2 separate regions of the Mus musculus genome follow, and region 1 is linked to region 2. Evidence: chromatin loops called from intact Hi-C (ENCODE). Cell type or tissue: heart. All regions are shown on one strand. Links, peaks and the distances in the headings refer to the core of each region. The heading gives the core; the rest is flanking DNA. Region 1 has its middle 270 kb from the start of Gm46220. Region 2 has its middle 290 kb from the start of Gm31330.

Region 1 (16,822 bases), core at 3,154-11,153, 72 kb before region 2:
AGCCCAAAGTTCCAAAGTCCTTCCACAGTCATCCCCAAAACATGGTCAGGTTGTCACAGGAATACCCCACTCTGCTGGTACCAATTTGTCTTAGTCAGGGTTTCTATTCCTGCACAAATATCATGACCAAGAAGCAAGTTGGGGAGGAAAGGGTTTATTCGCCTTACACTTCCATACTGCTGTTCATCACCAAGGAAGTCAGGACTGGAACTCAAGCAGGTCAGAAAGCAGGAGCCGATGCAGAGGCCATGGAGGGATGTTCTTTACTGGCTTGCCTTCCCTGGCTTGCTCAGCCTGCTCTCTTATAGAATACAAGACTACCAACCCAGAAATGGCACCGCCCACAAGGGGCCTTTCCCCCTTGATCACTAATTGAGAAAATGCCTTACAGTTGAAGCCATTTCCTCAACTGAAGCTCCTTTCTCTATGATATCTCCAGCTGTGTCAAGTTGACACAAAACCAGCCAGTACACTATACAATGATAATCTCATTTATAATTTGCCTAGTCATCTTCATTGTGACTTGGAAGACACAATCAACATATCAATATGAAATCCTTGGCTGGAAACCAGGAGGAGATCACAAAACTTTGCTAGGTAGACACCAGTTTTGCTTCACAGAGACTGTGTCAAGAAAAATCTATACAAAAATCAAGTCAAAGATGCTTCCTATTTCAAGCCAGAAGGGGAGGAGGCTAGGAAGAGGCTCGCGAAGGAAGACTGTGGATGTGGCAGCAGGAAGTTGAGGTAGTTGACTCTCATGGTTTCTATTTTAATTTTTCTGTGAAGTAGGCCATCTGCTGAGAAAGGAAAAGAAAAAAATTACAGATGTGAATTGAATGGAAAACATTTTAAATTACAGTTCCAGAAAGTTGGGAAGCTGACTACCCAAAAACTTCACTAGAATTCCTATGAAGTGTTTAAAACTTCTTTAGGATGAGTGACCACAGATTTTAAAATGTTTTATGGGAAGGTTTTTTTAAGGAATTAATTTATTTTCCTGTCATGATTAACTGTGTGGGCATGTCCTTATGGAAAAGCCAAATCTGGATCCTTCTGTAGTTCATGTTTCTCAGGAAGGATAATTCTCCCCAAAATGGTTATAGGAATTCAGAGCCAAAAAAAGGGTCCATTTTAACTCAGGTGGTTGGAATTTGGAATTAAAATTATCAAGGAATGATGGGATATGAGGCATTTGCTGACAATGCTGCTGGACGGGAACCTTCTGGAAGCATTTCACTGTGAGGCTCTTGGGGATGGTCTTTTAGTTTATCTTAAAGCACATGCTAAAATCCACAAGTCCATGTACCTTGGCTGCAGAGATACAGTGGAGTTTTCAGGTTTCTGATCCCCCAGCTATCTCAATTTTTTTCCTTGCTGCACTCTTCTCTGTTTGAGAAACACACTGGGGGTTCAATAAAAGGTGTGTCATGTCCATGTCACTGAGCACAAAATAGAACATCAGGTATTATGGTGGATGCTGCTTCTACTTCACCATCCTGCTCTGACAGTGAATGTCCCTGCAGGATTTCCTATCAACCTAGCTAACTGAAGAACTGAAGAACAAATTCATTTCTTCTCTGAAAAATGACAGTAATCACTCAGAATTCAAATGGAAAGACATCCCACACTATCTAAGAATATAATGCTCATCTTTTGCTGTTTTTGGTGTGACTATTCCATTGCCTAGACACACACACACACACACACACACACACACACACACACACACACACACACTATCATAGTGGGATTGGAGGCAGGGAGAGACTGTCACAGTATCTAACTCCATAGAACCATAGAAGCTCAGATTTCACATACCTCAAAGGGAAGGAATGTATGGATGTAAATTCCACAGGACAGATTGTTTTTGCATATGTTACTACTTACTAGTCTTTGTAGCAGGATAGAGGTTCTCAGTCTGAAATACTAATAATGACAAGGGATTTGCCAATAACAAAGAAACTAGATAGCATAAAATATTATATAATCAAAGTGCAATCCTAAGACAATACTTCAATATTTTTTGAGAAAAATATGCTAATCTGAAACATGCAGTCCATGCAGGCCTTGAGTTTTGTTTAATGATATCATTTCTGGCTAAACGGCGTAGTATTAGAAACTTTATAAAGTATCTAACATGTTTTATGCTAAGAACATAAAAACAAAACACAATCTTCTTTAAGAACATGCTATCTTCCTATTATTTAGGCATGATTATACAGGGTAAAACTAGATACCAGCAGTTGCTGCAAGGGGAGAATTTTTCCAGAACTGAGGCACTGTTTGTAATGAGAGACCCGACTTGGGAAGGAAAAAGGAGGAAGAAATAAGAGAACTTGGCTGGGTGGTATTTTCATTAGCTAGTATCCTCGGAGAATCACTTATTATGTGAAATTCCAGAAATAATGAGCGGGACCCCCCAACGTTAAAGATCCAACTGAGCCAGAATTATGACAGCTGGCTCCCTTGCAGTGATGGTAACCAAACCTCTGTTCTCGGGGCTTTTCATTAATGGAGACATTTGTTTCTGAAATCTGGTTCATTTTTAATTTCTCATCACTGAAATAAATATGTGTGTAAGAGTTATAAATTCTCTGCTTCTTTTCACCTTCTACAGACTTCTTGAAAGGCAGAACACGAAGACATGCAATTCTACACTAACTAATCCATCACAAACCACAGTCCTTCGAGAACAAATCCTCCTCCAACCATCCCACCATCAGACATTTTACCTTGCCCCACAAGGCAATGGGCAGATATAGTGTCCTTCACTTTGAAGAAAGGAAATAAATTCATCTAGTGAATTAAACAATCACAGTTTCTCAAATTTGAGAGGAAGTTTTATATTTCAGCATTTCCTTTAAATTTATTGTAGAACTCAGTTACTAACATGTTAAAAACATGGCCCATGATATACCAGGTTCTTAATTTAATCTATGAAACTAATAGCCTCAAAGGGGAGAGAGAAAGAGAGAGAGAGCAAAGGGGAGAGAGAAAGAGAGTGAGAGAGAGAGAGAGAGAGAGAGAGAGAGAGAGAGAGAGAGAGAGAGAGAGAGAGAGAGAGAGAGAGGAGACAGACAGAGAAGCACACAGCTCCACAAAACTATTTCACCCAAATTAAGACTGTTTTAGACACACACACACACAGAGAGAGAGAGAGAGAGAACAGACCTAAGGCTTCATTCTAATTGAAAGTATTCCACTTTCCAACCCTTAGAGAGCAGAATTACTTCCTCCTGTTGGGGGTCTGAAAAAAGCAAGCTGAGGAGATGCACAGGCTGTTTTCTCTAACTCATCAGCTTTGTTTTATGAAATTGTTTTTTAGATTTTCCAATATGTTACTTTTTTCTCCCTTTTCTATCTTCTTCCTCCTACCCAACTGCTTGCAACAACGCCTATCTAAATAGCAGTGACCATTTTCCTATTCCATGACCTTGAATCAAATTTTTACTTAAACAAATATAAAACAAATCAAACTTTAGCATTTTTTCTGATATTTCTCAAAAGATCATGGAATACATTTGTTCAGAATAGATATTGAATTCTATTTAATAGTAAGCTTCTTAATAGCATACTGCCTTCCCTGGATCCTAGGCCTATATGCATTCTTGTAGTTTGCTTTTGTAGAAACCACCAATGTGCCATTTCTTCCTGCTTCTGTTTGTGTATTTATAGTTCAATTCCCAACTCCATGCCCATCTTCTGGCCACTCTCCAGTCATCTCATTGAATTCCTGAGAAAAGGGTAAAAGTAACAGTCACATGGCTCTACAAACCTGCTAACCTGACTAAGTGAGCCCCATCTTAGAACTAATTGTAGTTTAGAAGCCAACATAAAATCTAAGAGAACTGTGTCTTTATTCTAGCACCTCGAGTGTAAATCGCCATGCAGAAATACTAATTGTTAAGTTACTATAGAATTGATCTGTAGAGTCTATCAGCCTCTGGGATGTTATCTTAATTAACCATTTTATAAGCAGAGAATGTATACAAGACACCAGAAAACCACTGCACTTCAGTAAACAGAGATCTCTGAACAAAGTTGGTCATTCAAATATTTAAGGATTTACCCACCCACCCACACTCACATACAAACACACACACACACACAGAGAGAGAGAGAGAGAGAGAGAGAGAGAGAGAGAGAGAAAGAGAGAGAGAGAGGCAGAGAGACAGAGACAGAGACAGGGACAAAGAGACAGAGACAGACAGAGACAGAGACAGAAACAGACAGAAATTTACTGAAGGGCGTCAACCAAAGAGATAATTTCCTAGCTGGACTTGAAAAATACACATGGTTTCTAGAATCACAGAGACATGAAAAGCTATCTGTAACCTAGGAATTTTTTAAGGTGAGGCCTGTAAAATAAAAGTGGTTGAAGGAAATCTGAATTATTGCAGCAAAAAAAAAAAACAAGATATGAAACAAAGCTCAGAAAGAAATGAAGACACAAAGGAGTCGCCCTGATCACTATGCCTCTGTGTACTTATTCTGTATGTCTGTTTCTAAAAGTGTTATACATGCAGCTTTAGTGGAACATGACCTGATTTTTGATGTTTGTGAATGCTTTTGTTATTTTTTCACAGATATTTTAGGAAGCAAGACACTTTAAAGTGAGAATTTAGGGCTAGAGAGATGCTGCAATAGCTTGTTGCTCTTGCAGAAAATCCAAGCAAGATTCTTGTCACTCACATTGGGCAGCTTACAATAGGCTTTAGCAACAATGAATGTGATGCTCCTTTGACCTGCATGTATGTAATACACTTACGTACACACACACACACACACACACACACACACACACACACACACAAACACTCACACACACACACACACAGAGTTAAAAACCAAAAATAAAATCCTTTTTTAAAAATTAGGTTTTTTCTGAGACTACCATAATCTACTTGTTTTACACTTGTTAAAATATAACTGTAGCACAATTGCTACTAATATCTGTATTAAAGGATATGTGAGATAATCTAGAAATAGCCATAGAGAAGTATCTAAGTGTCTTCTTCAGTTTTTGAAACATCAGAGAACATAATAGGCAATGCTATGAGAGTCCACAGAAGTTGGAGTGTGTCTGGAAGCATGAAGGGAACTCAGCACGGACCACGGATGCATAGTCAGCACTACACTGATTTTCTACTATGGCCACCTATGAGTTATATTTCTGCTTCATAGGAATACCAACTGTTACCTCACCAGGCTTGCGACTTTCAAGAAAATTGTTCAGGGTTTTGTCTTGATGTTGTTATTTTTGTATAGGAAACTCTGTTTTGTAGACATATGCACATATACACCACACACATACACCACAGAGAGAGAGTGAGAGAGAGAGAGAGAGAGAGAGAGAGAGAGAGAGAGAGAGAGAAACTATCTGGAATTCAGTAACAATTTTCAGTTTCTTCTTTAATGTGGTCTGTGAATTGTATCTTGGGTATTCTGAGCTTCTGGGCTAATATCCACTTATCAGTGAGTGCATACCATGTGTGTTCTGTTGTGACTGGCTTACCTCACTCAGGATGATATATTCTCGTTCCATCTATTTGCCTAAGAATTTAATGAATTCCAGTGTAGGGGAATGCCAGGACAGGGAAGCAGGAATGGGTGGGTTAGTGATCAGGGGGAGGGGGGATAGGATGGGTGGGAGTTGTAGGGGAATCAAGGAAAGGGGATAACATTTTAAATATAAATAAAGAAAATATCTAATAAAAATAAAGTTAAAAGAACCCAATTTAACCATTGTTTTCTTTGGAGTGTATCCCCTCCTCAGCTATTCAGCACAAAGAGGCTGATTTCATCTTAGTGACTATTTTTACCAGTGGATCTCTTTAGAAAGGTCACTTACTTTTTTGCCTATAATAATCAGAGTACACTAATTTTCTGTTGTTAGTAACTATGATATCACAGTGGCATTTCCTCGTAAGCATCACTGCCTAACTTCGGACTCCTTTATCAGACTCCAGTTGGAGTCACAATGATAGCAACAAGTTGAACTTAGGCAGGTTGGATACAGTGATCAGAAATGTCCTTAGTTCTATCCTGACTAGAGGCGAGAAATAGAAGGTTTCATTCCTAGCTTTTGGTTTTAACTTTCTTCTTTTACGCAGCCTAAATGAGCTTCAGCACTTGGAAACACTACCTGACAAGGCCAAAACTGCAAGCATGAATAGCAGCACATGAACATCGATTGTACATGGGCCAGTTGAACTGACTGGTTCATGCCACCCATATGTCACACCAGTTTTTTCATACATTTTATTTAAAAACTTCTAGACTGTTTCCCATTTAAACAAGAAAGTAATTGCAGATAACTGTAAAGTGTGAGACTATAAATGCTAGGTGTTCCTCAAAAACTCAAGCATCTCTATAGGAAGTTTCATATTGTTATTTTCCAATTTTTATACATTAAATACTTTATTCTAATATTTGAACAGGATTGATTAAATGAAAATTAAACTATGACAAATAAAATTGTTCATGCAGCAAATTAATATTTACTAAGACACTAATTAAAGATATTAAAAAGAAGATAAAAGAAAAAAAAAACTCAAGCCTATTACCTCCCATGGACAGCCAAAAATTGTTGTTTCAAATTAAAAAAAAAATTCAAAAGAAGTAGTAGAAATCACAGAGAAAGGAAACAAAACAGGACAATGGACAGAAACAAAACAAAAAAGCTACTTCTTTAAAATCTTGAAGAAAAGTCACAAACTGTAGGATAAATTACAAAGGAAAGCAAGGAAAAGAAGATCATTGTCAGGACTCAGACAGGAAGCTCCCCGTGCAGACCCTTCCAGCATCCCACATGAGAGGAGCACCTGCCCTAACCAGGCGTGTTTGCCCATGGAGAGTGGCAGTTATAATTAAAAGGAAAATTTGTTCAGAAGAGAAAATTACACAAAGAGTCCCACAATGTGAACAGTAATATAAACTTTAAGAAGATTGGACTTCTAAGTTAAAATGTGCCAAAACAATTACCTGAGTTAACAAAAGCAAAAGGAGAAGAATATAATTTCTAATTTTAGAAATAAAAGATGTTATCACTACCAAATCCAGGAACCAAAGTTTCAAACGAAGCCTATAAACAAATCCACCACACAATTAGGTGAATCCATTAAGTAAGCTATTGGTACCCATCATAGGCTAATATATTTTTTTAAGATTTTTTTTTATGTCTATGAGTACTCTATCTGCATGTACACCTGCATGCCAGAAGAGGGCACTATAGATGGTTGTGAGCAACCCATGTGATTGCGGGGGAATTGAACTCTGGACCTTTGGAAGACCAACAGTGCCCTTAACTACTAAGCCATCTCTCCAGGCCCCACAAAGTTATCTTCCCAGTCTCTCTGTAACATGACCTATCAATAATCAAGCGTACTTGTAGTGAGATTTTGAGTTTCTAAAATATAGAAATGGTATGAGAATATGGTTTAATTATCATCGTCGTCGTCATCATCATCATTCCAATGTGTGGGGTATGGGGCTGCCTCAGATTTTACCCACAGCAAACTATGATTTGCCTTGTGCTCCAGCAGGAGCATGATTTTGCTAGCTGCCAATAGTTTACATTTAGAATTCTAGGAACTCTTGAGAGGCTATGAAAATGTCAGAGCCCTGAGAGGCAGCAGAGGCTGTTGCCCTTGCTGCTGCTACTCTTGTTGCTGGTTGCTGGCAGCTGGTTGGAGATATCCTGACAATAAAATTGGACTTCCCCAAAGAACTCCATGCCCCTAAACAGCAGGGAGTAGTATAATGATATTGATGCCCCCTTTCCCTTCGAACCTTCTTTCTCTTATACCTAGAGTTTGGAGCAGGAGTTGCAAGGCATTGGAAGGGATAAAAATGTTAGGAGGGGGTTAGGGAAAAGAGCTCAATAAAGTAGTCAAAGATACAGTGACACATACTAGTGAAATTCCAGTGTTCTTCTCGCTCTGTGAGTCCATCTTGGTTCCTAATAAAAACATTTACTTACATACAGTATTCCTTTCTCATTTCTCTTCTCTCTCTTTTCTCCTTCTTTCATTTGCACTCTTTCTGTCCCACTCTCTCACCTACTTGCATAAGCCCATTATGTCTGGGCCCTCCTTCCACATGGTTCACATATAGCAGGCATGTCTCTCTACTCTGGACTGCAAAATGAAAAGGAAAAATTCATATTCCTAGCTGGATGTCATCCTCAATGCCTTTAAATATACTCAGAGAAAATTAACTCATCTTCATTTACTGCACAGCTTTCTTGTTAAATTCTACAAACCAATTTTAAAAAAAAATGAAAAGCAACCCCATTTTTTACAATCTTTTATATGAAATACAGACCATATTTCCTGAGTTGAGCCTGTAACGCCAACACCCTCTAGAACCAAAGACACATAAAGATAAATAATCCTGGATGTTATACTAAGCTCTTTCAGGAACATAGATTCAAATACCCTTCAGAAAGCTTTGGAATCTGAGCCCTGGGTTGCACAGAAAGAATTACATGAGATTTTTTTTCCTAATTACATTACACCAGTTCAACTTGTTAATTTTATCATTTCTTTTGTTTCCTACTCTATTTGAAATCCAATATCCATTTTAAACTTACAATGAACCTCAAGCAGGAAACTTGGTTTTTATTGGAAATTCTTAGCCTTCTTTAAATTTTATAAATTATATAGTTGAAACACTAAAGTTATATGCCCAACTTGTTCTGAACAAACTTGCAATCTTCTCTAATCATTAAATTGCATGTCATGTCCATTGTTAAATTTAAATTTAAAGTTTGTAAAATTGGATAAATATAGAATCCCAATGCCTCACTAACACGAATTACACTTAAATGCTCAGAAGTTACAAGAAGACTGGCAGATACCTTGTTACACAGCACGGAATGGGAGGCATAGTTAGATCATGCCAAGATCATCAACCTCATTAAAGTCTCTGTCTTTATTTCAAGTGATTAGATAGATAGATAGATAGATAGATAGATAGATAGATAGATAGATGATTGATAGATAGATAGATAGATAGATAGATAGATAGATAGATAGATAGAGATATATCACTTGAAATATATGCCAATATTTAATTATAACCTGAATAATTGTCCTCATACTGAATCTTTGAACAAGAGGTGAAATGTAAAATGTACCTTCTATATGTATAATTCACTTTTGATATATTTCCATGGTAAAATAATTTAACCTCCTAATGTTTTTAATAAAGTAAGTCTTTAACTCTTCCTGATGACATGATAATGTGGGAACATAAAACACTGCTTTTATCCTTTTAGACTACTGAGAAAAGAACAGCCTCTGATACTAAAATAAAATGTCGAAGTCAAATAAAGTCCAAATGACAAAGAATAGCTTCATGGAACATTTGAATATTTCTAGTCACAAACAACAGAGCATCTATTTCTAATATTCATCAGTCCCTTCAGAGTTCAATGACATAATTGTTTAAAAAATATAATTTCCTTTTCATCATGTCAATAACATAAAAAAATTCAACTTCTATTTTCAAGTTCCTCATTCTAGAAATAATTGAATTGCACACCAATTTAACACAAATTTTAATAATACTCTATGGTGATGTCTTCAAAGGAAGAAGATAGTTTTATAGAGAAACAAGAGAACCATGGTTTAAACATAAGGGAAGGGAGGGAATTCATGTAGAAAGTCACAAATAGCCCAAGTACAGAGAAGTTTTAGGGAGATGCTTAGACACAAATGGGACATCAATACCATAATACCTTCCTGAGGCCCTGGAACTATTAAGGAAAAAGGAGAAAAAAGATTATAGGAAGCTGGGCAGTGGCAGTACACGTCTTTAATCTCAAAACTTGGGAGGCAGAGGCAGGCAGATTTCTGGGACAGCCAGGCCTACACAGAGAAACCCCTGTCTCAAAAAAAAAAAAAAAAACCCAAAACAAAACAAAAGAGTATAGGCACAAAAGCAAAAGCTCAAAGAGGAACAGAAAAAGGCAGTGTCTTCTCTTCTCAACAGAATATGGCCCTTGCACTCATGAGCTCACATAGGGTGGTTGCCTACACAAAGCCTGTCAATACTAGTTAAAGTTAGTCAGCATTTAAACACACTGTGCAGAGGATTCATTAGACCCAATCCTACCATGAGGAGCTATGGATGATCAGTACCTTCTGGAAGAACAGTTTTCTTTAAAGATATGGCCTCTTCTAGGTCCACCATGCTCCATGAGCAAATACAGATGGGTAGCACAAATTGGAATTAATAGACTTAAAAGGGGCACAAAGTTGTAGATGAGAGGAGGTGGGATAGATCTGGGAGGAGTTAGGAGAGGCATTGGTGTCATCTGTAACCTTGTGTTTTTCCACCTCACCATTTTGTTTCCAGAAATAATGACCCTGAGAATTCTTCTTTTTTTTTTTTTCTGTTTGCTACTATTTCTTTTTTTTTCCTTTTTTAATATTTTTATTAGGTATTTTCCTCATTTTCATTTCCAATGCTATCCCAAAGTCCCCCAAACCCTCTCCCCCACTCCCCTACCCACCCACTCCTACTTTTTGGCCCTGGCATTCCCCTGTACTGAGGCATATAAAGTTTGCATGACCAGTGTGTATCAAAAGATGACCCTGAGAATTCTTATACAGGAATAAGTGCCTGGGCCAATAGCTTGGGCCTGTTCCCCAGAGTAGCTCGTAACTTAATATCCTATATGTCCCATTTTATAAATGCCACATTCCTGGTTACTTGGTCCTCAGTTTCATGTGACAGTCTTCCTCTGTCTCTGAGGTAAATGCCTCTGTACGTTATCTCAGCTTCCTCTCCCTCTCCCTCTCCCTCTCCCTCTCTCCCTCTCTCCCTCTCTCCCTCTCTCCCTCTCTCCCTCTCTTCCTCTCTCCCTCTCTCCCTCTCCCTCTCTCCCTCTCTCCCTCTCCCTCTCTCCCCTCTCCCTCTCTCCCCTCTCCCTCTCTCCCCTCTCCCTCTCTCCCCTCTCCCTCTCCCTCTCTCCCCTCTCCCTCTCTCCCTCTCCCTCTCCCTCTCTCCCTCTCCCTCTCTCCCCTCTCCCTCTCTCCCTCTCCCTCTCCTTCTCTGTTTCTCTCTGCCAGATGTCCCACCTTCTAACCCTGCCTTGGCTCATCGACATTTGTATTGATAAAATAAATAATTCTGGAAGACTGCTTCTTCCTCTGAGAAATCAGTATCTTTCATTTCAAACACACTACGCAAATGGCTCATCAAATTCTTCAGTAAGTAAGCCAATACTTACTCAAAAGCAAACAAATACTATATCTTACTTTTCTCTGCCTAGCACCGTGGATGCTGTGAGAGGCCATAATTATTTTCTGTAAGGTGTATCACTCAGGTGCTAGAACCTCCAGAAGAAAGTAATTAAGGACAAATAAACCAATTACCAACAGAGAGATCCTGTTATCTTAAGATATAGGGGCTCTGAAGGCAGAGAGGCAAAAGGAGCTGTGCTGTAAGCAAAGAGTGAATGTGTTAAGGCCAAATCTTTAAGCAAAGGGGAGATGATGTTTAAAGCAGTAAAATTTATTTATTTATTTATTTATTTATTTATTTATTTATTTATTTATTTTTATTTGTAAATGGAGAAATGGAGTTAGGGCATTCAATGCCTTGTGAAGCTTAATTAAGCGCATCTATTTTGGTTTTTCATCTTGAGATATTTCTTCTTACAAAGGCTCAAATCCGTTGTCTCACAGGGATGTTAAAGTTACTGAATCTGAATTTGTTTTTCTCTGGTTAAGTGTCTGTCAAACATTGGACACAGTTTTGAAACATATGAATGTTTATACAGCATACTCAGTGCATCTCCAGCATTTTATTGTTTGGCATCAAACTGAACTCAGCTTTTGAATCTTAGGTAGATTTGCTTACTAAGTCTGAAGTGAAGAAAGCTAGTATTTCTGATTGGGGTGTGAAAGGAGTTAATCCAAAAACCACTGTGTTTTTCCATTTCCATGGCTTCTCTTCCAGGTTTCGGCAGCGGTGTGAACTGATTTGAGCCTAGTGTACAGTACATGCTTCTGGCACTGGAGTCCCATGGACTGGCGCTGACTCAGTAGCAACAGCTCTGCGCAATGAGCAGGGAAATAAATGACAGGATGGAATCAGACAGGGTGCCACCAAGCTCAGCCACCACCAAGGAAGCAGGTATTTAAAGGATTTATCTGGGTTACTGATACAGAAGACAGACTGATTTCGTTTATTAAGCATCATTTCCAATTGAGGAGAAGAAAAAGACTTAAAAGATTTGGAAAGTGATTTTATTTCTAGAATCTTTAAACTTATCATTCCAAAACAAAATTACTATAAATTTGTTTTTTAAATATATGCATATAAAGTTATGTCAAATGTACATTAAAGGTATACATATTGTTATTTATGATGAGATGGAATAGCCTTATTCTAATATTTATAGATATATGCATATGCTCAAAGCATTTAATATTTAATGATGTGTGTGTGTATGTGTGTGTGTGTGTGTGTGTGTGTGTGTGTGTGTGTATGTATAGATTTTTAAGTAACTAAACTTTTAGATCCTCTTTGTAAACTGTGAAAATTTTTTTACTGGGAACAAAACCAAGATATGGAAATGTCCTAGCATTGAAAGTCTGTAGTCTACTGTGGCAGTCATTAAAGTCATTTCTGTACTCTGTCCACAGTGTCTAGATACTTTTATAATCTTACAACACATTTTAGCAATATTAGTGAAATAATTTTACTCTTGAGCCTATAATATTGTGTGCAGAAAAACACAGCATAAAATCTTACTTTACAATAGGTGAGTAAGTAGTTAATTTAAGATATAATAATGAGAGGGAAAAATCAAGAAAAAATACGTATTTATTTTATTTATCTCCAACTATAGTCCAATTAAAGCTGTCATTTTGACACCCAATAACTAGTTTTGCTTGACTCAATTCCTCTCAATCTAGGGCATTCATGTTTTATATTGTGTGCAGGCTTTACAATATAACAGTAATAATTTTTAACTATGCTCAACAAGATGCCCAAAACCACAACCGACATCTATCCATTTTTATCTTTCTTGGCATTTCAGAAGATTTAAAACTGCTACACACTGTTCCTTCCTGAAGCCCATGCTAAATCAGTCCATGTCTGTCTGCAGCTCCTGCAGCCACCCTGTTGCCTTGCCTACCCTTTATCTTTCTTATGGAGAAGTAAATGAATGCAGTCCTTCAATGCACAACATTCCAGCTCCACTCCATTCTTAGAAGCTCTCATTCAGACTATAAGAACTACTAAATACAATAGTCACTAAACTCTTATTACTATGTTCTCCCCCTCTTTTGATTTTCACCTATGTCCTCAACTACCTTTCTTGGAAGACTGAAGTTACCTTCAAGTGAGGCTGTCCCAGATTTGTTCTGAGGTTGTTATATGACATGGTTCCAAATCTTTTAAAAGTCTTCCCACTGAGAATTGATATTTTTGTCCCATCTTCTGTGAGTTTCATTTCATTATAGTGCAGTGGAAGTAAAGATGTGAAATTTCTGAGACTAGAATGCAGCAGGTGGGGAACTCTTGGCTTGTATTCAATTATTCACCTACTTACTCATTTATTTTTGGACTACTCATAGTAGTCTACTATGTAACAAGTGCATCATTTGGCCATGTTATCAAGAACTTTCAAATTACATGGGGAGGATGTATCAGTCATAACAGGAGAGAACACCAGACAATCTTAAGTTATAAAATTCTTCCAGATCATGTTCTAAGTAGGAAAATGAAGAAGCTTCAAGATTCATGAGCAACCTAAGCGATACTATACTAAATTTTCCCAAAACAGAGCTGTAGACCCACACAAGCCATCCCCATGGAACTCTATCTAAACTCTTCTTCCATTGGTCAAGCAATAGTGAAGATCCCTTGCCTTTTTATGTCTTTCTTCATTTTTCTTCTATCATCTCTTCCTATGGATTTTATTTTTTTAAGAAAGAAAATAATCTCATAGAAGAGAGCATCTTCTCCATCAGCAGCATCATTTTCCAGATTAGCTTACTCATCTGATATGTTTTCTTATTTTCCATCCATTCTCCACATCAGTTGATCTCTCCTACCTCAAACCTTACCATGCCATCCACAGGTACATTCAATGCTGTTCCCTTGAAATGAAGACAGATCCTGGAATGAGGCTGATGATATGAGCATGATCTAGCCAAGGCTTCCTGCTCTGCACTGTGCAACAGGGTGTCTGCCAGTCGCCTTGGGACTACTGAGCATTTAAATGGGACTCGTGAGACTGAGGCATAAAGCTTTTAATTTTATCCACTTTCACAAGCTAAATTCAAATTTGACAATGGATATACAATTTAACAATTGGAAAGATTTCAGGTTCAAAACAGGGTGGACATATGAATTTACTTTTACTTTTTCTTTTTTTAAATATATTTTTATTAGGTATTTTCCTCATTTACATTTCCAATGCTATCCCAAAAGTCCCCCATACCCTCCACCCCACTCCCCTACCCATCCACTCCCACTTTTTGGCCCTGGCGTTCCCCTGTACTGGGGCATATAAAGTTTGCATGTCCAATGAGCCTCTTTTTCCAGTGATGGCCAACTAGGCCATCTTTTGATACATATGCAGCTAGAGTCAAGAGCTCCGGGGTACTGGTTAGTTCATAATGCTTTTCCACCTATAGGGTTGCAGATCCCTTTAGGTCCTCAGGTACTTTCTCTAGCTCCTCCATTGGGGGCCCTGTGATCCATCCAATAGCTAACTGTGAGCATCCACTATATCTCTAGTGTTTCCTCACTTTGCGTTTTCTTTATTGTGTCTACTTCCCTTTTTAGGTCTTGGATGGTTTTATTCAATTCCATCTCCTGTTTGGTCGTGTTTTCCTGCAATTCTTTAAGGGATTTTTGTGCTTCCTCTTTAAGGTCTTCTACCTGTTTAGCAGTGTTCTCCTGTATTTCTTTAAGTGAGTTATTAAAATCCTTCTTGATGTCCTCTACCATCATCATGAGATATGCTTTTAAATCCGGGACTATCTTTTCGGGTGTGTTGGGGTGCCCAGGACTGGGTGGGGTGGGAGTGGTGCATTCTGATGATGGTGAGTGGTCTTGGTTTCTGTTAGTAAGATTTTTACGTTTGCCTTTCGCCATCTGGTAATCTCTGGAGTTAGTTGTTATAGTTGTCTCTGGTTAGAGCTTGTTCCTCAGGTGATTATGTTAGCCTCTATCAGCAGATCTGGGAGACTAGCTCTCTCCTGAGTTTTCAGTGGTCAGAGTACTCTCTGCAGGCAAGCTCTCCTCTTGCAGGGAAGGTGCCCAGATATCTGGTGTTCAGACCTGCCTCCTGGTAGAAGTTGTGATCCACTCACCAGAGGTCTTAAGATCCCGTAGAGGGTCCTGTGAGGAGCTTGCTGGTGTCCGCAGACTCCACGCCCAAGGTACCCCGGTGCTGGCATGGACCAGAAGGGATTTGTGACCCTGATGAATTTACTTTTTCATCTCTACAGTTTGTAAGACTTAAATAGTGTCAAGAATTCCAAATAAAAATTCTGATGGGGGTCCACTGTAAACTTACCATTAAAACTTGAATTCAAAGAATAGGTAACAAAAAATTAGGGACGTGGATAAATATGGTAATAGAATTTTGATTATTTTGAGTCAAATAACACTTCTAAAAATTAATGTATCATTTTCTCAAATGTGGCTACTAGAAACTGTTACCTTACATAACATAAATGGCTGTCACGTTTGTAGTTGGGTATATTGCTCTTCCTATGTTTTAGTCAACCCTTTCTTGTCAGGCCCTGTTTACTCTTAGACTCCATGCTTCTTCATCCATCACAGATCTTTGTGCATGCTGGTCTCCATTTCCACATTTGGTCAAAGCTGCATTTTCTTACAGAAACATTTACTTCCTCCTTGACTTTAGTAAATTCTACCTTCTTTTGATATAACAACCCATCAGTGTTCAAATTTGTAGCATGTGCCATAGTAACAATCATATGGCTACAAACTTACTAAATAAATCCCATATCATCTTCTCAAAAGAAACTCACAATAATATACTAAACTCTCAGGTCAGTCAAGAAAGAGACTTCCTTTTGCACACTGTTCTTCTTCCTATGATTATCACAGCACTACCTTCATCAATAATGCAGAAGTTAGAATCAAAGTATGTCAAAAAGGAACAGAAAGAGAATTTTGTGTTTTTAAAAAGTCCACAAAAAACATGAATATTTTGCTAATTGAGTTCAACATGTAACTGCTAAATTAATGGCAGCATCATTTTCTCCCAAGAAAAACAAATAATTACTTGTAAAATAATATGAATTATGTTTATCCCATCTAGCTTCAAATGATTAAGACTTAAGATACGATTTATTTATTAGGCTCTGCCCAATTACTAGAGGATTACCCCTGTTCTAATTCTCTAATACCAGACTGGCTACTTCCCAATACTTGCTGTTTGAATCTTCCTGAGTTATTCCTACTCCAGAAGTATGATGTTCTGGAGAAGAATTTTAGTTTGGCACTTGGGGCTGGTCCATCATGGCTAACGGAGACCTGTTTTCTCAGTCTTCTCCTACATGCTCTCCCTCTCCCTCTCCCTCTCCCTCTGTCCCTCTGTCCCTCTGACCCTCTGTCCATCTCCCTCTCCCTCTTCATCTCCCTTTGTCCCTCTCCCCTTTCTCTGTGTCTCTCTCTCTGTAGGAAGCCGCCCTCACATTCGCGGTTGCAAGATGGCGCTGACACCCTGTGTTCTAAGTGGTAAACAAATAATCTGCGCATGTGCCAAGGGTAGTTCTCCACCCTATGTGCTCTGCCTTCCCCGTGACGACAACTC
Region 2 (16,822 bases), core at 5,433-13,432:
GCTCCCAATGGAGGAGCTAGAGAAAGTAGCCAAGGAGCTAAAGGGATCTGCAACCCTATAGGTGGAACAACATTATGAGCTAACCAGTACCCCGGAGCTCTTGACTCTAGCTGCATATATATCAAAAGATGGCCTAGTCGGCCATCACTGGAAAGAGAGGCCCATTGGACTTGCAAACTTTATATGCCCCAGTACAGGGGAATACCAGGGCCAAAAAGGGGGAGTGGGTGGGCAGGGGAGTGGGGGTGGGTGGATATGGGGGACTTTTGGTATAGCATTGGAAATGTAAATGAGTTAAATACCTAATAAAAAATGGAAAAACAAAAAAAAACAAAAAAAAACAAAAATTCAAACTCTCTTTTAACCCACTTACCAGAGGTAGGGGGGAAGGAAGATTAACAGGAAAAGGGTGTTGTGGACCTATTTAGAAGTAGTTCCTTGGGATGGTCCCACTCTTTGTTGTCTGAATTCCAGTAGTCCAGTTCAATAGCAAACACCAAACAAGAATCAGTAGCAGAAGTTTGATCCAGCAGAAACAACAAGGTTCAGCCACACCTGCACTGAGTCAGCTGAAGTGGCAGAAACAGCTGGAATACCATGAGAAGTCCTTTGATGTGCATCTCTCTATGAAGTGAAGACCAATGAAGACCAGCAAAGGCCAGCAAAGTGTTGCACTGCAGTGTACCAATGCACGATAATCCTCTGACTGTGGGGTTCCACTAATATTCTTTCGCTCAAGTATCTATTTTCAGCAAAATGTCACATACCCTCTCATAAGACAGCTTCCAAAAGCATCATGTGACACAACTCTGTTGGTAGAGAAATCAGAAATTTCTAACCTCAGTTCCCTCATCTAATTCTCCCCAGACTCGTCCTTTCTTTGTCAAAATGATAGGAATTTCCTCTTTTTGTTTCAACATGAATATAACTCTTTTACTTCATTCCATTGTATTTTCCACACTTGTTGTTTAACTGGAAAGACAAAGGCTTTACTATGCAGCCTCTGTTATGCATTTCATTGCAAGACTATCAACAAATGAGTCTTCTCGGACTCTTAAAAAGCAAAATTTAGTTGCCACTTTCTATGTTATATTGCTTGAATTCAATGCTGATGTTCATTGCCAAATTCAGAACTGATCTCTTGAAGGTGAAACTTGTCTACTTTTGCATGGAAAACTTATTCACTTATTTTTTTGTTTGTTTGTTTGTTTGTTTGTTTTGTTTTTCGAGACAGGGTTTCTCTGGATAGCCCTGGCTGTCCTGGAGCTCACTTTGTAGACCAGGCTGGCCTCGAACTCAGAAATCCACCTGCCTCAGCCTCCCAAGTGCTTGGATTAAAGGCGTGTGCCACCACACCCAGCTGGAAAACTTATTCTTAAACATCCTAAAAAAAATGTATAACATAATTTGATATTTTTTATGTGGCTAATGATTCACAAAGCAATTTACCTCAGTGGTTCTGGCTCCCTTCTGCCTACATTTTTGAATGTATTCTTTTAAAGCTTGTGTTTTGGAGAATATCCAAAATAATGTTAATGGTTTGGGCAGTTGGGCCTTTGAGAATGGAGCCTCTTGATGGCCCTAGTGACTTGACAAGGGAAGAGAAGTAGCTAAGGCTAGAACAGTACTCTATCTCCCAAAGTGACATCTGTGACTACATTGTGATACAGTTAGTAGACCCTGCCAGTACCATGAGATATTCCCAGCCTAAGTAAATCTCTATTTTTTTTTTTTTTCCCTTTTGGTTTTTCAAGACAGGGTTTCTCTATATAGCCCTGGCTGTCCTGGAATTTACTCTGTAGACCAGGGTGGCCTCAAACTCAGAAATCCGCCTGCCTCTGCCTCCCAAGTGCTGGTATTAAAGGTGTGTGCCACCACGCCCAGCTTGTACTCTTCCAGCCAATACTATGAAAACAATAAAAGCTCACCTGAGATTGTCTCTTGGCAATGCAATCGAATTGAACTGGAGCTTTATCTTCTGATGAATGGATGAACACTTAAGCACCCACTTCCAGTACAATAACTCACATGCCTGGTAGTGTGGTGGTGGCTATGGGCAAGATACCAAAGAGACTCACCATGGAAACATTCTCCAAAGCTCTTTATATCCTCATGCTGCAGTATGTTTGCCTATAGGAAGCAATATGGGGTAGAGAAAGGTAAAAACCACATGTGTTTCACAACCTAGCATGGAAATTTTCAGTCATATTTTTTCATTTTGGAAATAGCCATAGTGCTATATATGTCAGCTGCTCTTAACACTACATGGGAGTATGCAAAGATGTGAGTACCAGGACATAAGTGAAGCAGTGGACAACTTACAGGCAAGTTACCATAATATACTTTTTCTTGCTCCTATAAGAGCTTGAGCCAGACACTGTAATGTGTGCTTTCAGTAATGGACCAAGAAGTCCACTGCTTTGTTAAAGAACATCTGAGTGGTACAAAGCAATCTTTGCAAATAATTGAGTAGCATATTTGGAAGATATACACACATATTGAAGGCTTTCTGCAGAATATTGATTTCTATGTTCATACAGGACAAAAAATAATATAAATTCTGACAAGATGCTTCCTACAACATAGTGGGCTTTCCATGTATCTGTTTTACTCATTTAGAAAGACTGGCAGTAAGTTTCACTAAAAGTAGAATTTGCAGCACCATTGGTTTCATCCACACAGAGATTAGAATTCTTCTTTTATTTTCTATCAATTATAGTAAGTCTGTTTGTTTGTTTGTTTGTTTGTTTGTTTGTTTTTCGAGATAGGGTTTCTCTGTATAGCCCTGGCTGTCCTGGAACTCACTTTGTAGACCAGGCTGGCCTCGAACTCAGAAATCTGCCTGCCTCTGCCGCCCGAGTGCTGGGATTAAAGGTGTGTGCCACCACCACGCCCATCTCTGTGTTCTTAACATAAAAATTCCTTAGCTTTTGAAACATTAGACTAATGTAAATGTGTGTGTTCTGGATAGACAAGTAAAGAGCACAGTACAGCTGTGTGCCTCTTGAAGGTTTGATTTGGCTCAGCTCATGTCCTTATGGAAAAAGAGGAAGGGATTCAGAGCGGACAAAGGATATCTGTGGTGAAATTCTAAAACAGTTCCCTTCAACTTAGCTACAGGATAAGAGCGGCTGCTATCATTTCTTCTGTGCAAATTTTACTAAAAATCTATCCATCATGGCCAGACAAAACAAAAAAGTGGCATACATGTTTTATTTCTATAACTTCTATCTCATTCAGTTCTATCTATATATTTTAGTGATAAACAGTTGAACACAGAAGTTATATAATTACAAATAGTATCTCAAATATCATATGCTATGTGTAAATCTAGTATGATAAGACATCTAGTCTAAATACCAAAATTAAGTATCGAAATGAAGACAAATACAATACTTTAAATAATTCAATTATTTTCTACTTGATCTATAAATTGTGAAATCCAAACCACTAATCCAGCAGTTATTTTTATCCAAACTGACAGATGTGAAGAACCAAGAATAGCCAAGTAGCCATCTTGAAAGGGGGACAAAACTTGGAAATGTACACTAGCAGATAGAAAGCCTGTCACAAAGATGTGGTTATTAAGATAGTGAAGGTGTGGGGTTGGTACAGTGAATATGATTGGGCTTGGAAAGAAAAGACAGCCCCAAAACAGATCTCAGATGTTTGTCATCTAATATTTTATAAAGATAATATTTTTAGTACCATGAAGAAGAATGGTTATTTCAAAAAGTGCAAAAATCTGGATCTCATCTTGATACCTTACACAAATATGAATTACACAGATAAAATGTAAACTGTTAGGGCTTTTAGATGGTTTTAGAAGAAACATCTTTAATATAATAAATAAACCAAAATCCATAAGTGAAATGTAGACTGTCTGAAATACAAACTTTCTATGTTTCCGCTATTAAACTCATAAACTCAAAAGCAAGACACTCATTAAAATCCATTTCAATAGGTACATACAACTATAAGAACCTTATACTCACACTATGGCTTTAAACTACACAGTACTGTAAAAACAAGAAATAAAAGAAAAATGCAAAGGAAGAAAAGTGTCAAATAACATCTGAAAATAATCTACTGGTGATCAAGGAAAATATGTTATATGACACAGAGTTTTTTAAATGACTAAAATGATTGAAAGCCCCATGTCTGGGCAAGAATGGGAAGCAATGAGACTCCCAGACCTACTAGCTGGAGCTGGTTTGCTGGCAGTGTGTCCTAAGGCTGAACAAATTCATATCCATGACTGTTCTCTATCACTACCAGGGATATAGCTAACTCAGAGAACGATATATGTTTACCAAAAGATTTATACTTAATGTCAATGGCTGCAGTACTCATAAAAGCCACAAAGGAGAGATTGCTGATGTGTATTTATCAGTAACATAACCGATGAAACATCATGATATAATGTCACATTCCCATTATGAAAGACTAAAGAGAAATGAGAGTAAGCTGCACACAACTATTCTCTCAACCATGTAACTTGATAATACACACAGGTGAGTTATATGCTCTGACATAAACAATGACATCCCCTCTTTCTAACTGCACAGTTAGATATGACAAATTGGCACTGTGAAATCTGGCATGACGGGTACACTTGTGCAGCCACAGAAACAAAACTGCTATAAAGCAGACATTCTTTTCTTTGTGCCTTCTCCCTTCCAGAAAACTGGTTTAGTCACTCATCATGGGATGCATTGTGGGGAGCGGGTGTGGCGGCAGTCCCAAAGGCGCCAGAGACTGCAGCTAAGTCATATGACTTGCACCTGACTTCCTCATATAAGACACAAACATCTTGAGTGCTGCGCAGGTGTACCAGGATACAGGTGAATCCAATTTGGTGGAGATTTGCCCCTGCTGCCCTGATTAGCTGAAGCCTCGTGACTGGCGAGGGGGCGTGGCCTGCGGTTCGTGGATGAGAGAGAGTATAAAAGGAGTGAGAGGCCCGGGTTAGAGGGAGGATTATTATTCGAGAGAGGATTACTATTAGGGGGGAGATATAAAAACAAGGGAGATATAAAAACAAGGGAGATATAAAAACAAGGGAGATATAAACAAGGGAGATATAGAGAAAGAAGAAACAGGACTGAATAAACGTGTGCAGAAGGATCCTGTAGCAGCGTCGTTCTTCCTGGCCAGTAGAGCGCGCGCAACAATGCATTTTCTAACATATGTTGAATGAATAAAGATATCACCAGGTAAGTACATGCTGTGCAGATCCAATAACATGAATTATTAGTGCAGTATTCACAGGGAACGGATGGCTGGGAGGCAATGTAAGGGGCTTCTGGAATATTGAGCTTCCTTTCAGTGTGCCCTGAGATCTAACTGAAATGGCAATAATTCTACTTGTAGTAAATATGTTCTTTTGATGTACATTCAATGGTATCCATGCAGGTTTGTGGAAGATTAGTCTCTTAAATGCCTAATATTTCATTTCTGGTATGATGTCCTTGTTTATAAGTCAGAAAATTTTCTCTAACCTCAAGATAGGTATTATTAGCTTTGAGACACTTGTAAACGTGGGCAATATTGCCATTATGGCAAGCCAAAGAAACCATAAATAATGTTAGTCAATATCCATAACTAGATTCCAATAAAAAACTATTTACAAAATTAAGAGGCTGCCTAGGTTGTATTTGCATCCTCAGCTATCTAACTAACCCCTGTGATAGTTAATTTTTAGTACATATTGGTATAGACTGATGAGAGAATATCCTTATAAGTGGTATAATCCAACTCTGTTTTTATCATAGAGAAAGGCTAGAGATGCCAAATAGAATCAGTCAGGTCATGACTACCTGTGGGCAGACATCAGATATCTCATATGGAAGCCTCTCCAAATGACCATAGGCTCCAATTGCACTCTCTGAATCATCTGTATCACCCATCACCAGTAGCAAATTCACACGTTATAAGAAAAGGCTTAATGGTGTTCATCGTGCTTTCACATTTCCTGGCAATAGGTAAAAATGTAAATCACAAAATGATATATCTCAAATTATAGTATTTTCCCTTGTATCCAAAATGGAGAAATTGGTATCATATCTGCTTTCTACTTAAAATATTTAGAAAGAGAAGTCTAGTTCCCAGAGAGACTGTGTAGCTATCCCTTCCCAGAAGATGTTTATATTCATAATTACAAAAAGAATATTACAACCCTTGCAGGGCAGTGAAGAAATGGAAATTATAGCAGCTATAAGTTTAACTATGCCAACAGCGAAGAAAGCCGTATCACAGGATCGATTCAAGCAGATGTCACAATGGCCATTGTGGTAGATACCAGTGGGATATGTGATAGCATAGAAGCTGTATACATGCTTTGTAAAAGTTAGTATAAGAAGACACAAATCACATCAGAAGAGAAAAAGCTGTTAGTTACATCACACCTAAAGCACTCAATGCAGAGCTGCCAGTGAATGCATAAGAGATTTTCATGAGTACGTGGAGAAAGACATCTCCCATGCAGAGGCCTAATATAAAGCAAAAGAGAGCAAATATTCAAATGAATTCATTACAAAACCATTTCAGCAGGTAAAAGTAGACTCTGCCATTCCATGCTCATTTTAATATGGTGGGAAGCAGACTTCAGAAGTTGCCAGGTCATTACAAAAAAAGTGGAGCCATGTCATAAAGATACTGCCACACTACAAAATCCTGTTTTACATTCCATACATGTAGGATCACAGAAGATCACAGGTGTGTAGATAAGTATGATCACATGGCCAGAATCACAGTAAAATTAATATTGGGGTGAAGACTACCTCAGTTTCTAGTCATCTATGGAGGGAAATGCTTCCAGCCCTTTCCTTTCCTCCCTTCCTTCTCTCTCTCTCTCTCTCTCTCTCTCTCTCTCTCTCTCTCTCTCTCTCTCTCTTTCTCTCTTTCTTTTGTCGAGACAGGGTTTCTCTGTGTAGCTTTGGCTGTCCTGGAACTTACTCTGTAGACCAGGCTGGCCTCGAACTCAGAAATCCCCCTGCCTCTGCCTCCCAAGTGCTGGAATTAAAGGCATGTGCCACCTCTGCCTGGAAGCCCTTCTCTTAAGAATTACATCTGAGTGTTTCTCATATGAATTATGTGCTCAGTATGGGGGCACCAGCACAATTGTACCTAATTGCCATCCCAAAGGTGAGGGAAATGTTCTATTATTTGTCTATCCACTCTGATCTTCCTCAAGTATTCCTCCTGACTAGATGCCAAGGGATAAAATTTAAATTGCCAATGTTTTTATAAATTACTATTATATAATTAACTACATATTCCCTTTAGGAAATCACTATAGGAGTTGTGTTTCTATTTATTTATTTATTTATTTATTTATTCATTCATTCATTTTAAACTCCAGATTTTATTCCTCTCCCAGCCCACCCTCCTACTGTTCCACATGTCATACTTCTTCCCTGCCCCCATGTCTCCATGAGGATGTCCCCATCCCCCAACCCTCACCCCACCAGACCTCTAAACTTCCTAGGGCCTCCAGTCTTTTGAGGATTAGGTACATCTTCTCTGACTAAACGCAGACCTGGGAGTCCTCTGGGGCATATGTGTTAGGGGCCTCATATCAGCTGGTGTATACTGCCTGGTTGTTGGCCCAGTGTCTGAGAGATCTCTTTGGGTCTGCCGTTGGAGCTTCTTTTCCTCAGGCTCCTCTCCATTTTCATCCCTGCAGTTCTTTCAGACAGAAACAATTACGGGCTAGAGTTTTGAGTGTGAGTTGACGGCCCCGTCCCTCTCTTGAAGCCTTGTCTTTCTGCTGGAGGCAGCCTCTACAAGTTCCCTCTGCCCAATGTAGTGCATTTCATCTAAGGTCCCTCCTTTTGAGTTCTGAGAGTCTCTCACCTCCCAGGTCTCTGGTACATTCTGGAGGGTTCCCTCAACCTCCTACCTCCTGTGGTTGCCTGTTTCCATTCTTTCTGCTGGCCCTCAGGGCTTTAGTCCTCCCTCCCCCCCAATACCAGATCATGTTCCCCTCTTCCTGCCATCCCCTTTCAGGCCCCTCCCCCTCCCTGCTTGTGGTTGTTTCTTCTCCCTCCCAAGTGGGACTGAGGCATCCTACTTGGGCCCTTCATCTTGTTGAGCTTTTTGAGTTCTGTAGACTGCATCTTGGGTATTTTGTAATTTTGGGGGGAGGTAATATTACTAATAAGTACATACCATGCATATCCTTTTAGGTTTGAGTTACCTCATTCAGGATGGCATTTTCTCATTCCATCCATTTGCCTGCAAAACTCAGGATCAGAGAAATGCAAATCAAACCAACCCTGATATTCCTTCCACCTTACACCAATCAGAATGGCTAAGATCAAAACCTCAGGTAACAGCAGATGTTGGAGAGGATGTGGAGAAAGAGGAACACTCCTCCATTGTTGGTGGATTACAATCAGGTACAACCACTCTGGAAATCAATCTGGAGGTTCCTTAGAAAACTGGAAATAGATCTACCTGAAAACCCAGCAATAACCTTCTTGGGAAAGATGCCCCACCATGCCACAAGAGCACATGTTCCATCATGTTCATAACAGCCTTGTTTGTGATATCCAGAAGCTGGAAACAAACCAGATGTCCCAAGACAGAAGAATGGATACAGAAAATGTGGTTCATATACATAATGGAATGCTACTTAGTTATAAAGAATGAAGATATCCTGAGTTTTGCAGGCAAAGGGACTATGCTTCCGTTTCTGTTGGTTTTGCTACTCTATAAGAGAGAATATGGGATGTGAGAGCAGAGAATTAATGAGGCCTTGAAAGATACATGAAGAATCAGCTGATCTCAGGAGCATCTCCCAGGTTCTAGACCTGTGTAATCCTTTGGTCTACAACACAGTGTAAGGCAGCTGCCACTCAGTGCATGCTCTGCTATCTCCATGCTTGATGTCTCTATAACTATTCTTAGCTCATTGCCTTGCTCTATGAAACCAATCTCACCCTTCACTTCTAGTGTATGGTGTGTGTGTGTGTGTGTGTGTGTGTGTGTATACATGTGTGAATATGAGTAGATGCCAGTAGACATAGAGCCTCTGGGTCATGCTGTGATCCTACAACTCAACCAATTGTTTTAACTGGCTGACCATTAAACCTGAGGGAACTACATGTCTCTGTCCTTATCCACTCTAAATACTGAGTTTGCATACTCATGCCAACATAACCAGAGTTTATGTGAGTGTTGCAGATCAAAACTGCTTATGAACTGAACAACCCTCAGTCTCCTCCTACTAGCTTCTGCTGAATCTTGTTTGTGTATTGTTTTCTTATCTTTGGCTTCTATTTCTTTCTTCTACTTACAAGGCTGCAGAGGGAAGGGAGACAGGAAAGGAAACTCTGGATAATTATTTTGACCAGCACTGCTGTTGGCTAGTACTGGTTTCCTTTTGCCACAGCAGCTGTTGAGAGCCTCTTTTGCACATTTTCTTCTTCCTGACTCTACTGCTGGCCAGTCTGAATATAGCCCCTTATTCAGGAAGGAATCTAACTTGGCTTCCTTTTTGTCAGTCAACCTCACATTCTTCCTGCACAGATGTCCTGCCCTCCAGCCAAGGACTTCATGAGCATTAACCATTTAAAGGTGAACCCAGGCTAAACCTTTCTAACGCAACGTCCACATCTGGTTTTGAAGGATCTAAGATATTTGATCATCTTTCAGTGGGAGTATGGGTTTTTCTCCCAACAACATTCTGTACTTTCTTGCCTGTTCAGACTACTACTTAAAAATGTTTAAGACATTAAACATGTGTCTTCCAAACATCATGGGGAAACTCAGACTGAGGTTAGCCATTTCATTGCTAATATCAGCATTTGGTGTTTGGGGCTGAGAAGGACTGAAGAAGCAAGCATTCTTCACTGTACATGTTAAGTGCACTATCTATAACTGAGACATAACCACAGGCTTTGTATTTTTTTATTTTGAAACTATCCAAAACCCACCTGGTTCAAAATGACTTACGTGTATACTCCAGTCATCTCACTATGGGTGTTATCTTCCAGTGACTGAGAAAACCTTTTCTGAGTGTGTGGTCTGGGAAAGAATTTGCCAGGAGGAAAAACTGGTTCTTTCTGAATACTAGTGCATCACTCACCTACCACATAATAGTCCATCCTATTGTGCAGTCCTCTATCCATTGGACTGTCAGTTCTGAAAACAAAGACTTTATCTGATTATGGGGCCAGTGAGCTATGGGACAAGGAGCAGGTCCAGAGCAAGAGTGAGGTTGAGAAGTGTCCAAACCCTTGAAATCTCATCCTGAGATCAGCATAGCCCTGCATGCCTGCATGTTTTGACACAGATAGCCCTGTGCCCCTAAACCTTGTCTCATCAGAGGAAGTCAAGTATCCCATAGCAAGGTTAAACCTCCTTTCCCTTTATAAGATTATGTCCAGTAGCACCTGGAATTCCTCCTTATGTAAATTCGGCATCCCCAGCGTCATGACCCCAGCCAATGATGTGCACTCAACTCTATAGCCCCGACTCACCCCACAAAGGTATAAATAGCTATTGTTTCACAGCAATAACCTGAACCAGTTCTCTGAAGTTGTTGCCAGTAGGTGTGTATTCTTTACCCATGCACTCACCTCACCACTGACAAAGATCCTGCCTGCACCCAGCAGCCTGGCTAAACTTATTTCCTGCCAGTCCACCCCAGGGAGAAGTAGACACAGGGTAGCATATGACCATTTCTTTACCATTTCCAACAATATTGTATATCCATCAAGATAAGGGGTATCATCTCCAAAAAAGCAAAAATACTCAGGATACTCTAAAGTGATAGTTTCCATAAGTGGATACATAGCATATCTTTGGCACTGCAAATTCATCAGGAGGCAGCACAATTATGGAGAAAAAGTGGATCATGAGGAAAGGTGGACAAAGTGATCTAACACTCTAGGGACAATAAATATGGGTTAACAAAGTGCATAAATGAGTGAATGGCCCAAATATTTGCTCACTGTAATTATTCCTTTAGGCAATGATATTAAATTTCTTGGGAGATGTGAAAAAAACATCAATTCACCCCAGATAGAACACCAATGAGAAACAAGAACAATTGTATTTAACTTAGTGAACAAGTGAGTTTCTCAGAGCTACTCACAGAAGTATAGCTGAGGTGAGGTATTACTTACAGGATTATAGGTGACTAATAGGCAGTTGGGGCATCAATAAATTCAACCCAGAATGGGTATCAGCACACAATAGCTACCTCCCTGAACTTCCCATACAACTTAGAGTACTTGTAATGAAAAACAGTGTTATCTCCCCAAGCCATTGCTTACTCTTTTTATAACCTCGGAGAGAGCCTGTGTAAGTCTGAGTTTCCTAAACCTGATAAGTTCTGTTATATCCTTATATTATGAGCCTTTCTCTGCTCAGAAAGCAAAATTTCAATTTAGATGACATAGTTATACAACAATACTCACCAGTAGTTTTTCATGAGGCTAATGATTCATTGGCTAGAGGATCTCTAACTCCTACATATACCTATGAGTTTGATGTATATTTTAGGAGCATTATTCAAAGACAGAGTGATATATATATATATACATATATATATGTTCATAACATTTGTTTTATGAGAATATAGATATAGTTATAATTACAGGCATCTCTTCTAACCAGACAAGACTTCCAGTGTAGAACTGGGACACAAATACAACCACAAAACCTTCTATCTACAATAGGCACCTACTACAAGATGTGCTAGGGTAAAAGTAGCAAAAGATGGCTAATGTCATCCCCATTGAGTCCTGAGAAAGGTGGGAATAAACACATTTTAGAAAGGTTTTGATAAGATCTGTAGCCTTCCAGGAAACCCAAAATGAATTCAAGCATGTGGTCCATATTAATTTTCACTACAAAATATGTTGAATTCAAATGGCTAATCATTTATAAAATTTAAAGTAGAATAGTATGTTGGCAGTATGTATTCCTAGTATATTGTTAGAGAATGGGAGTCTAGAGAATTTCTATAATAAAATCTTTGATTACAAGCCACACATGGTAAATTATGCCCATAATCCCAGAACTTGATAAGCTAATATAGGAGGATCAAATAGACTCAAGGCCAATTTGGGGTATAAAGTGAGACAGCTGTCTCAAAAATCAACTAACCAAACAGTATGAGTGTGTGTTTGTGTGTGTGACTATTGCCTGCCTCTTGAGACCCCCCCCCCACCCCTCATTTGATGTGTGCCTTTCAGCTAGGAAACTGTGAGCCCTAGCCTAGTCTTGCAGCTGAGAAAATGCTACACATTAGAATTTTAGCTTTATTCCTTCCTAACTTATTAAGTTGTAAACATAATTTACACATTCTGGGTGGTCAGATCATACCAGACCTGCATTTTGAAGCCAAGGCCTTTTCTGCAGGTCTGTGGGAGGCCCCTACAGCACCACAAGTGGCTCATTGCATGAACTCCACAGAGAACCGTTCAAGATACTGCATGATAACTCCAAAATTTCTTTATACTGTTCTTCCCCCTACCCCCACCCCGTCTTCCTCCTTGCATTTCCTTTCCATTGTGGGATAGAGATGCTCCTTAATGTGCAATGGCTTCATTGTATACTTCTACTAACTACACAAACCAGCATGTAACGTCAGTCAAATTGCAAGTCTGATTGATTGACAGCCTTGCATTCCATTAAAATTTTATAAATGGTATGCATACAACTCCTGCATCAAGAAGTGTCTTTGGTATTGCAAACTTTGTATGCCCCAATACAAGAGAATGTCAGGGCCAAGAAGTGGGAGTGGGTGGGTAGGGGAGCAGGACAGGGGGAGGGTATAAGGGACTTTCAGGATAGTATTTGAAATGTATATAAAGAAAATATCTAGTTTTTTTTTTTTTAAAGTGTCTTTGGAATGGACCTGTTCTTCACAGAGCAGGAAATCAAATTATACAAGGAAGACCACAAGTGGGATGGAAATTCTTTTCCTATTCAGTGTGGGTAAAATTTCTTTTGGGAGGGCCCATGAGGGGTTGTTGCTTTTGTTTGTTTTTCAGCTGTGTCTCAATGACTGTTTGATGGGGTTCAGCATCCTCTCATGGAGTGCCACCATGGGCAGCTCTCTTGCCCATTTCATGCCTAGAAAAGAGCTTCTGCTGAGGCCACTCTGGCCACTCAGCTACACATTAGGTGGTTTTAGGAACAGGCTGAACACTGATCTAGATGCAGCTTCCAAAGGAATTTGTATTGTTTCAAAAAAGATGTTTTTTTTTTCTAAAGTATAGAATGTTGTAAACTATTTCCAGGCATGCCAGACTGTGAACTCTAGGGAGATGTGGTCTGGGATTGAGAAGGCTTATTAGTTTTTCAACTTTACTTTTGTGTACCAGATGGAACCACTTAAATGAAGTCATAATTTTATGTGCATGGACCAGAGGACATGACAGAAAGAACTACAAGCAATCCTGTTCCCATATATGTATCTTTATATAAATGAATATACATCATGCACATGTAAGCACATACACAAACACATACATATACATGTATATATTTACCTCTAATAAATAAAAAATACTCAATATTATCATTTTTAGATAATACTGATATTTTCAAAGTAGATATGCACATATAGGTTAATATGCAGATATATGTATGTATAAATACATATATACATATATATCCCAGTTATTTATAAAATAATTAAAACTTATTATTCCTACTTTAAAGGTAAAATGTAGGCAAGAAAATAATTCTTCTGAGATTATACTTAACTCATAATAGAGTCAAAATTAAAATCTTCAATTCCAAATTTCTTATTTTGGTGGTCAGTGCTTCATATTTAGAATATAATGCTTCCCAAAGAGTCCTTAACAGTTTTCTTTACTATGCATAAGATCATTGCTAAAAGATAACATTAAAAAAAACTAGATGCTATCCTGATCCATTAAATCTACCTGTCCTTTGAAATAATATGGGTGACAAGGCCAGTCTGGTAACCCACTGGGCATAGTAATTTAATTTTAAACAAATGGAGGTTGTTGGGAGAAAACCTACATCAGTTCACTAAATCATCCTCTGACACAAAGGTAAACCAGAGAAAAGATATCTTTCTGCACCATGAGAGACACAGAATGTGAAAAAGCAAAGGTCTAATGAGAAAAAAAAAAAAAAAAACTATGGTACCAATAAGTTATGTGTCAGAAGGTCTCTCTATCTTGCTGCTGTCAGGAAGGCCACCGTAGGCCTGGTCCTGTGACCGAATGTGACACAAACCCTGCCAGATACATGATACTAAGTTCACTTTCAATCTAGATTACAGAAAAATCATTCTTCAAGGGGAAGGATCAGCACCATTTGATCCTTCCTATAAGGCTTTAAAAGAAATCGATCTATGAATCATTGAAGTAGCAGCTACTGTTGGATTTATGTTCTTCACTGAAAAACACTGTTAATTGCTGTTGATACCAAAGTCGGTTCTTTCCACATTTCATTGTCAGGAAGGAAAAATGCTGCTGTTGATACCCATTGAGTTGAGCATCTCAGGCCTCACAGCAGGATCTGATCCAAGTTGTTAGCAGAGTGGAGGCGAATAACAAGTCTGTTGTGCCATGGGCAAATGAGCTAAGAATACAAACCTTTTCTCCTGTCATGTAAATGTCGCTAGCCTTATCCCAGTATTGAGAAATTTCATTTCTCAGCTTCCTATTTTATCTCTAACATGTTCCCTTTACCCCAAATCTCTAATAAAAACTGGGTTCATCCTGGGCTGTCTTTTGCCAGATTTCTCACATCTGTCTTCTTGAACTCTGTCTTCTTTCTTCTTTAGTCCAGTCAATCAAAAGTGCTTCCACAAAAATCACACATGATCAAAGATTAGATTTTTTTTTTGTCATCAAAAAACTTGGGAATAAAAGCCACCTTATTTTGAAATATGAGCTAGATGAATAATAATAAATATTTAAAAGAAGTGCAATTTAGTACAACATAAACATGAATGAATATTTTCTGCTGTTTCTCATAGTTTGTAGTCAAAATATCCATCAACACAAAATTATGCATTGGCTAAGTATATGCCTGATAACCCCTAGGCAAAAACTAGAGCCAATTTAATCAAATTGCCTGTTATTTTTTAAAAAATGACTATTGAAATATAACTTTTTACTTTGGTTACAGTGTGTGTTGTCTTGGAGAATTCACCAGTTCTAACCTTGACTCTGGAAACTGTGTCATATTTGCAGACACTCTGAAGCAAGACTCTTTTCAAGAATATTGACAGTACAGGCTGCTAAGTAAATTCTTGTTCACCTAGGGAAGCAGGTATCCTTGAGTCCAGTGCAGAGAGGTTTGTGCTTCAAGTCAGAGAGAAGTAGTCTTCCCAAGGTTGTGAATGCCTACTGGATGCTGAAGTCCTTAGCAAAACAATCTCAAACATTTTTGTGGTTTCTATTGTCCTATTTTCTGAATTATTCAAGAGAAGGCCAATGTCACTCAGCTGAGAAGAGCTTATGGTCTGGCATGTCAGTTATTGGAAGTCTTTTGTCTAATCCAGGAACTAGCTGTCAGATTATATGTGGAATGTGGATAAGTTGCTTCTATAAGAAGAAATTTTTATTTAATGGAAAACACATTTTGCTAAAAATGTTTGTAAAGGGAAAAATACTATGATATTTGTAACATCCAGTACAAAGACCTTAACTGTGACCATTGCGCATGATAGTACTGCCAAATATGAGAAGTTATGCAATTTTAAAGACAGTTGGAAAATAGACACCTGTATTAGTTAGGGTTTCTATTGCTGTGACAAAACACCATGACCAAGGCAATTTGTAAAAGGAAGTATTTAATTAGGCTTATCATTTCAGATGGTAGATGCTATATGGTGGAACAAGGGCATGCTGACAGGAACAGCTGAGAGCTTAGACCTTAATCACAACTAAGAAACAATGGGAGTACTCTAGAAATGGGTTATATCCTACCCACCTCTTCCAACAGAGTGACATCTCATCATCTTTCTCAGGCAGTTTTACTGCTGTAAACCAAGTGTTCAAGTATGGGCATATGAGAACTATTCTTATCCAAACCACCACAACACCCACAGACATCTAGGCTTCACTCCTAGAGTTTGTAAAGGGCACAATGCTTTTGAATGCAACTAAGTGATACCTTTCCAGATAAGATTAGTCTGGTTTATATAGGTATGTTCCAAATACCATGATAGCTACCCTAATAGTAGTAAACCAAGATATACACAAATAGCGGAGAAAGTATGGTGAAGGAAGAAGCAGAAACCAGACAAATTCAGTCAAAGGATGTCTAGGAATCTAGCACCCCCTTGCAACATAGAGTGTGGAATGAAGGTTTCTCAAGAGTCTCTCAAATAAACTGATTTTGAACCAGTGAACTCCAAAATTCCTGAGAAGAAATTTCTGTTCCTTTAAGTAACAAATCTGTAATAATTTTTTAAGTAATGTAGCAAGCTAATATAGATTATATATGTGAAATCAATTTGCAAATTTTCTTTATTACAAATGAGATTATGGACAGTTGTTACTAGTATACAATGTAAAACTACCTACATCACAAAATGAGTTAGTCAAAGGAAGAACATTATATCCAGAAATGTGTATATTGGAAATTTGCAGGAACTAAAAATATCTAGGAAAAAATAGGAAAAAATTCATTAGCATCATAAAAAGCTCAAGATAGGCTATCTTTATAAAGAACAACTTAGTTCAAAGTTTTGCAAGCTAATTATCCAAAATGCATAGTGCCGCATAGATCACAGCAGGTGTCCTCTTAACAGAAGTGTGCTCAAGACCAGAAGACCACATCTTAAAATGAGAGACAGAGAGAATAAAATACTCCT

Evidence for each region. Peaks named below come from ENCODE experiments on the same cell type or tissue, not always from the same donor. Only the 100,000 strongest peaks of a DNase experiment are listed, where the experiment ranks them.
Region 1: it touches region 2 in a loop (1.9-fold over the local background); 2 of 42 quality-filtered maps call a loop at or near these places.

What each region holds. Positions count from the first base shown.
Region 1 is chr10:37,783,482-37,800,303 of GRCm38, reverse strand. No RefSeq gene overlaps it. Among named protein-coding and RNA genes, the nearest start is that of Gm46220, 270 kb to the left of the region's middle. In heart, for the core only: a CTCF peak has its summit at 7,217 (motif pointing right); no DNase peak of the experiment used is centred there.
Region 2 is chr10:37,713,594-37,730,415 of GRCm38, reverse strand. No RefSeq gene overlaps it. Among named protein-coding and RNA genes, the nearest start is that of Gm31330, 290 kb to the right of the region's middle. In heart, for the core only: no CTCF peak of the experiment used is centred there; a DNase peak (open chromatin) is centred at 9,445.